2 separate regions of the Homo sapiens genome follow, and region 2 is linked to region 1. The links are chromatin contacts, found by Hi-C or POLR2A ChIA-PET in ENCODE. All regions are on one chromosome and are shown on one strand. The core of a region is the stretch at or near the end of the contact, and the rest is flanking DNA. Distances in the headings are between cores, read along the strand shown.

The links. Hi-C counts contacts between places; a loop is a spot of excess contacts on that map. ChIA-PET counts read pairs that join two places held with the same protein, here RNA polymerase II (POLR2A). Pooled maps may share reads with other maps.
Region 2: a pooled map shows a loop between it and region 1 (2.4-fold over the local background). The contact joins two enhancer-like sites. A Hi-C loop is called at or near these places in 5 of 168 maps with a recorded cell type or tissue (B cell, PC-9, gastrocnemius medialis and 2 more), 5 of 37 single-sample maps with no recorded cell type and 6 of 50 pooled maps. POLR2A ChIA-PET finds 5 or more read pairs at or near these places in 12 of 52 experiments (A549, Caco-2, GM12878 and 8 more).

What each region holds. Positions count from the first base shown.
Region 1 is chr7:151,471,488-151,474,187 of GRCh38, reverse strand. It overlaps RHEB (Ras homolog, mTORC1 binding), which reads left to right. Exons shown (of 8, transcript NM_005614.4): 5 at 2,583-2,639. Among named protein-coding and RNA genes, the nearest start is that of CRYGN, 33 kb to the right of the region's middle. RefSeq lists an enhancer at 863-1,122 and a silencer at 2,343-2,392. Within about 2 kb of position 1,252, at least 5 of the 41 ENCODE cell types and tissues checked have a DNase peak (open chromatin) inside an H3K27ac peak, as active enhancers do.
Region 2 is chr7:151,537,051-151,539,750 of GRCh38, reverse strand. No RefSeq gene overlaps it. Among named protein-coding and RNA genes, the nearest start is that of RHEB, 19 kb to the right of the region's middle. RefSeq lists a silencer at 442-642 and an enhancer at 676-815. Within about 2 kb of position 1,335, at least 7 of the 41 ENCODE cell types and tissues checked have a DNase peak (open chromatin) inside an H3K27ac peak, as active enhancers do.

The DNA of each region.
Region 1 (2,700 bases), core at 3-2,502:
ACAAAAAAACAACACTGGTTAAAGGGAAAAAAAATCGGAAAGGTGATGTCAATCTCCAGTGTTTTGTTTTAAAGCATAAATATACATTCAGTCACTCATCTTGTGAAATTTTCAAATTGTCATCTTTGAATATGAGTTCACCCACTGCTGTTCAGTATGACTACATCCACGATTTGTCCATTATGACTTCTGGTTCGGTTTCTTCCGAGTGAGATGCTTGGGAAACAGTCTACACCTCAACTATTTAGATTGCTGTGATTTTCCCCACCAGTCTTTTTCAGTTGGTTTGGCACACCTTATTAAGGAGCACCGTTTTTAGTAGATCAACTCACAGTATTCAACTTCTAGTTTTCAGACAAACAAAACTCTGTCTACACATACTTCAAAAGTTTGCAACATAAATTATGACTATGATGAATTTAACTGGCATAAGTGGGTTTGGGAACAAATGGGGCTGTTTTAAATAATGCCTTTTTTTTCTAGTAGCTCGTAGTTTAATCAGCATTCTCAAATTTGAGACATGAGGGAGTATGAGAAGAGTGGTGTTTTGTTTTTTAGAAATCTGTATGCTGAATACACAAATATTTATGAATATCCAAGAAATACGTCAGTAAAACTTTCCGAATCAACCAGTTTGATTCAGAAAATCAGTGATCTCAAGAAATTTAGCCACTTAGAACAGTACACATTTATGATCTCACAGTTTTTGTGGGTCAGGAATCTGGGTGTGGCCTAGCTGTGTCCTCTGCTTCAGTCTCTCAGAGCCACAGTGTGGGTATCAGCAGGGGCTGCAGTCCCATCTGAAGGCTTGCCTGGGGGAAGATGTTTCCCAGCGTGTTCACGTGGCTCTTGACAGGGTTGAGTTTCTTGCAAGTTGTTGGACTGAGCTTCTTAGTTCCTTGCTGGCCGCTGGCCTGAGGCTGCCCTCTGCTCCTTGCCAGGTGCTTCACTTCATTGGGGCAGGTGCACAAGAGAGCCAGGGAATTTCCTGCATGACAAGCCACTGTCTTTTATAACCTAACCGCAAAAGGGACATTCCATCACCTTTGCCATATTCTGTTCATTAGACGCACGTCACTAGGTCCATGCAGGGAGATGACACACAGTGTGGCCACTAGGAGAGCAGGAGATCTGGGAGCCGGCTCCAAGCTGCCTGCCACACAGTCCTAGTTCTTTCAGCTGTTTCTCACGTGACAGGGTACTGTATTTTTGCCCAAGTGGCGACACTTTTAAAGATAGGCAAATACAGCATGCGGAGGAAACCGTGGTTCTGTAATGCAACCGCAGGTCCTTAGGACACCCATATCCCATTTGTTGACCCACAGCGAGCTTGTAGGGGGGTTAAATTTCATTTTTGTTTTTATCAAATGACAGCACACATCGTTTAAAATAGCACAGTGTGTAATTCATTCAACAAGCTAACTTATTCTGAAGCTTGTGATGCAATCATGAACAAAGCAGACAAATCCCTGCCCTTGCGGACCTATTATTTCTGGTGTGGGAGACAAACAGTAAAACGACACACATGCGAGATAGGATGTCTGTGACCATGCTGCCAAGAAAAATAAAGTACGGAAGGGGTAAGAAATGGAAAGGAAATTTGTCATTTAGGGTAAACAGAAGAGGTGTAAGAAGTGACATTTGAGGCTGGGTGTGGTGGCTCACGCCTGTAATCCCAGCACTTTGGGAGGCCGAGGCAGGCGGATCACGAGGTCAGAAGTTTGCGGCTTGAGAGTCACTGGGGCCGAGTAAAGATGGCCACCCATCAGAGGATGTTGAACCAGGCACCGTCCATCTGCTGCAGCAGAGTCCTCTGGTTGCTGTGCTGAGCAGGGGTGGCGGGGAAGGGTTGGGGCTGTGGAACTGATGCAGGCAGACTTGGGCCAGGAATTCACACCTCAGCGGCAGCAGTGGAGGGGAGTGAGAAGCCGTCAGATTCTAGGTAGGATTTGAAAGTAGAGCCAGTGATGTGCTGGCAGATGTTTGCATGGGTTTTTTGGGGGAGGGTGGAAAATGATTTGTGGCCATTTGCCAGCAGTCAGTGGTATAAATAATCCTGCTGTGGCAGATTTCAAGTGATCATTATGACATCTCAGATCCCCTTCCCGGTGAGAGCCACCTCCATCCTAGAGTCATCGGCTCATTGATCTGATTGAAAGCCAAGAGATACTGGCATCACCCAGAGAATGTATGTACCTAGGAAAGAACACAGGAGCAGGCTGAATGTACTAGGGCACTCTAGGAAAAGCTGTTCAAGTTGTAATGTAAACAGTTGGTTCTTTGCTGAATGAGTTGGGTGATTAAAATTTGCATTTATGTGGTTTCTCAGCCCAGTGGTAGGCTTTCCGTTTGAATGCCTTACCTGTTTCACTTTGAATATCCTCAGTCAGGGTTGCTGAGTGTCAGATGTATGCACATGTGAATGGATTGCTAGGAAAAAACAGGAGTTCTTTGTGTTCATTTTATGTTATGTTAAAATGGTGAGTCTGTGACATTTTACATTTTTCCAGCTGGCAACATAACATACATTTAAAAACTTCAACATTAAAATGGATGTCTAATTTATACTTTTTGTTTTATAGTTTTGAAGTGATTAAAGTTATCCATGGCAAATTGTTGGATATGGTGGGGAAAGTACAGTAAGTAGTACCATTTTATCTGCTTGTTAGAGAAACTTCTTTTAATAGTATCTTCTGAGCA
Region 2 (2,700 bases), core at 86-2,585, 65 kb before region 1:
TCTCCCTTTGTGTGTATTCTGGCTTAATACCGACATGCAAAGACCAGCACTTGGCCGAACTCACTCAGAGATTCTGAGAGCCCCTAGTGAGAACCAGTCAGTTTGATAAGCAAAGGCTTTGCTTGGTATCCTGGCTCCCTAGAAAAAGCTATAGTCTGGTTACCTTAGTGACAGGGTTGTACTGAAAAGAAACAGAGAACGGTCAGGCAGCTGCACAGCCAGCCTCCTGCACACAAACGTGCTTAGAACAGGAACCCTGTTGGGGATACAGCCCTGCTCTCCTGCTCTTTCTGCCATCACCCCAAGAACAGCAGTGGGCGGTGGTCGCTCCCCATCACTCCACTCCTCCGTGATCCCCGCATCCATGGTTGCTCTGTCTGCTTCGTGGCTTCTGCTGCCTCGTGGCTCTAGTCTCCCTGGGTGTCCTTCAGCCTCCACCCTGCTTCTGACTGCAGACTCTTGCATCTTATATTCAAATATCCTCTGGCTGAGCAAGCCAATCACCACACAGAATAGATGGCTCTTTTGAGCAGAGCTCTGAGTCGGCCACAGGCCAGCTTAGAAACTGGCTGCACTAGGGTCAGGTGCCCCTCTCTGACCCAATCAGCTGTGGACCAGGATCTCAGAGTCACATTGCACAGAACATGACAATCTGTGCAGCAGGAAAACCCCAGAGGGACCCTTAGGGCACAAAAAGCTTTCTAAAATTTCCCCAGAAAAAAAGCTGTATAACTAACCAGCAAGCACGGTGCTTGATCTCAGTTCCACTGGAAATAAAACTATCAATACAGACACAGTGTGCTCATTTAGTGGTCTATCTGTATCTTACATAGCTGGCAAGTTACTAATGAACTCCTGTATCTCAGCAAACACTAAGATAAAGCTACACTCCCAAATAAGGATTGGATATTTCATTTAAGAATGTATTTATTGCTGAGCTCAGTTCTCTGAGATAATCCATTCTTCCACCAGGGCATGAAGCTTATTTTCAAAAGTGTCCTGTTTGAATATTTTTACTGTTTAATATATGGCATATTGAATGGCAAATTTTCTTGAGCTATAGACAGTTGGCTAATTTTATGCTTGCATTAATCTTAACATTTGTAATCCTCATGGAAATTAACAGCTAAAATTTCTTATACATCAATTAAAGATGGCTTTTTTTCTTGTAGTTTATCTAGGCACATCACTTTTTCTTTTTTTTTAAAATATTCAACTCATTTTGTGAGTTCCCTGTTTGACCCTGACCCTGGTCGTGCTGACATCTGCTAACAATAGAGACTTTAAACCAAGCCTGGCTCTGCACAGTGCACCAGGAGACTTTTGTACGAGACGCTGAAGGCAGACTGCTTTCTTCCTCCAGCCAAGAGCTGCCTCTAATGCTTTTCATTGGTTCCTCTCCAGCTGGCTGTTCTCTCTTCTCTTAACAACTCAAGTTCTTTTTTCTTCTGGGTTACCTCTTTAAGGTCAAGTAGTAAAGACGCTGCCCATCTTCAGAGGTGCTGGGATTGGAACCCTTTTAATTCAGGGAAGCATTTGATATTCCTTTCATGTTTGTGTTGTGTTTGGTTTGCTTTAATTTCAAATGATTTATGTAGCTAATCTTTCCTCCATCAAAATCAAAGGAAAGTTGGTCTTTGCTGGGAAATAAAAACTTGAACAAAAGCCACATTAAAGAACAAGTAACAAGAAAGGAACTACTGTTATGAAAGAATTCAGGGGAAGGTAAATATCATAGAATAATTTGAAGACAAGTTGAAAGGAAACGTCATATTCAGTGTCATATCACATACTGTATGTCACACAGAGGACAGAATCAAACACTAAATCCAGTCCCAGAAGAGACGGAGACCAGGCAAGGGAGGGGGAAAGACCGCAGGCAGAACACCCCTCCCTGTGGGTGAGTGCCCTCTGTCTCCGAGTGGCCCTGAGGCATGGCAAAGTGGAGTGTCTTGTCCAAGGCTATGTAGATTCTAAATGGCAGAGCAGGAATTCGAACTCAGGGGCTCTGTTTCTAAACTGAAGTCACTTCCTTGGTGAGATGCCATTTCTGGAATAAAACTGGCATATCCGTCAGCTTTTCTTTTCTCCTAATGATTTAAGGCACAAACCTCTCTTGCTTAAAGTCTGAGAGTCTGAGCCAATTGTATATCTTGTCCTTGTGGTGAATACCATCCCCCTCCAAATTAGGCAAACAGCAAGATTGGCAATTAGTCATCAAATGTGCAAAAACCTTTTATAAAAAGATAGGGTTCTGGCTGGGTGCGGTGGCTCACGCCTTGGCCAACACTTTGGGAGGCCAAGCTGGGCGGATGGCTTGAGCCCAGGAGTTCAAGACCAGTCTGGGCAACACAGCGAAACCACGTTTCTACAAAATATTTTAAAATTAGCAGGGCATGATGGTGTGTGCCTGTAGTCTCAGCTGATGGGGGGCAGGTGCTGAGGCAGGAGGATTGCTTGAGTCTGGGAGGTCGAGGCTGCAGTGAGCCATGATTACACCACTGCACTCCAGCCTGGGTGACAGGGCAAGACCCTGCCTTAGAATAAAAAAAAGATAGGGTTCTGAAGAGATGTTGTTCCTCTTCTGAAATGTTTTATACGTTCAGACACGTTTACCCCACCTTGCCATTTTTCCAGGGACAGTTACCTACTTATCAATCCAGAGAGTATCAGGATCAGATGGACCAGTACAAGCGTCAC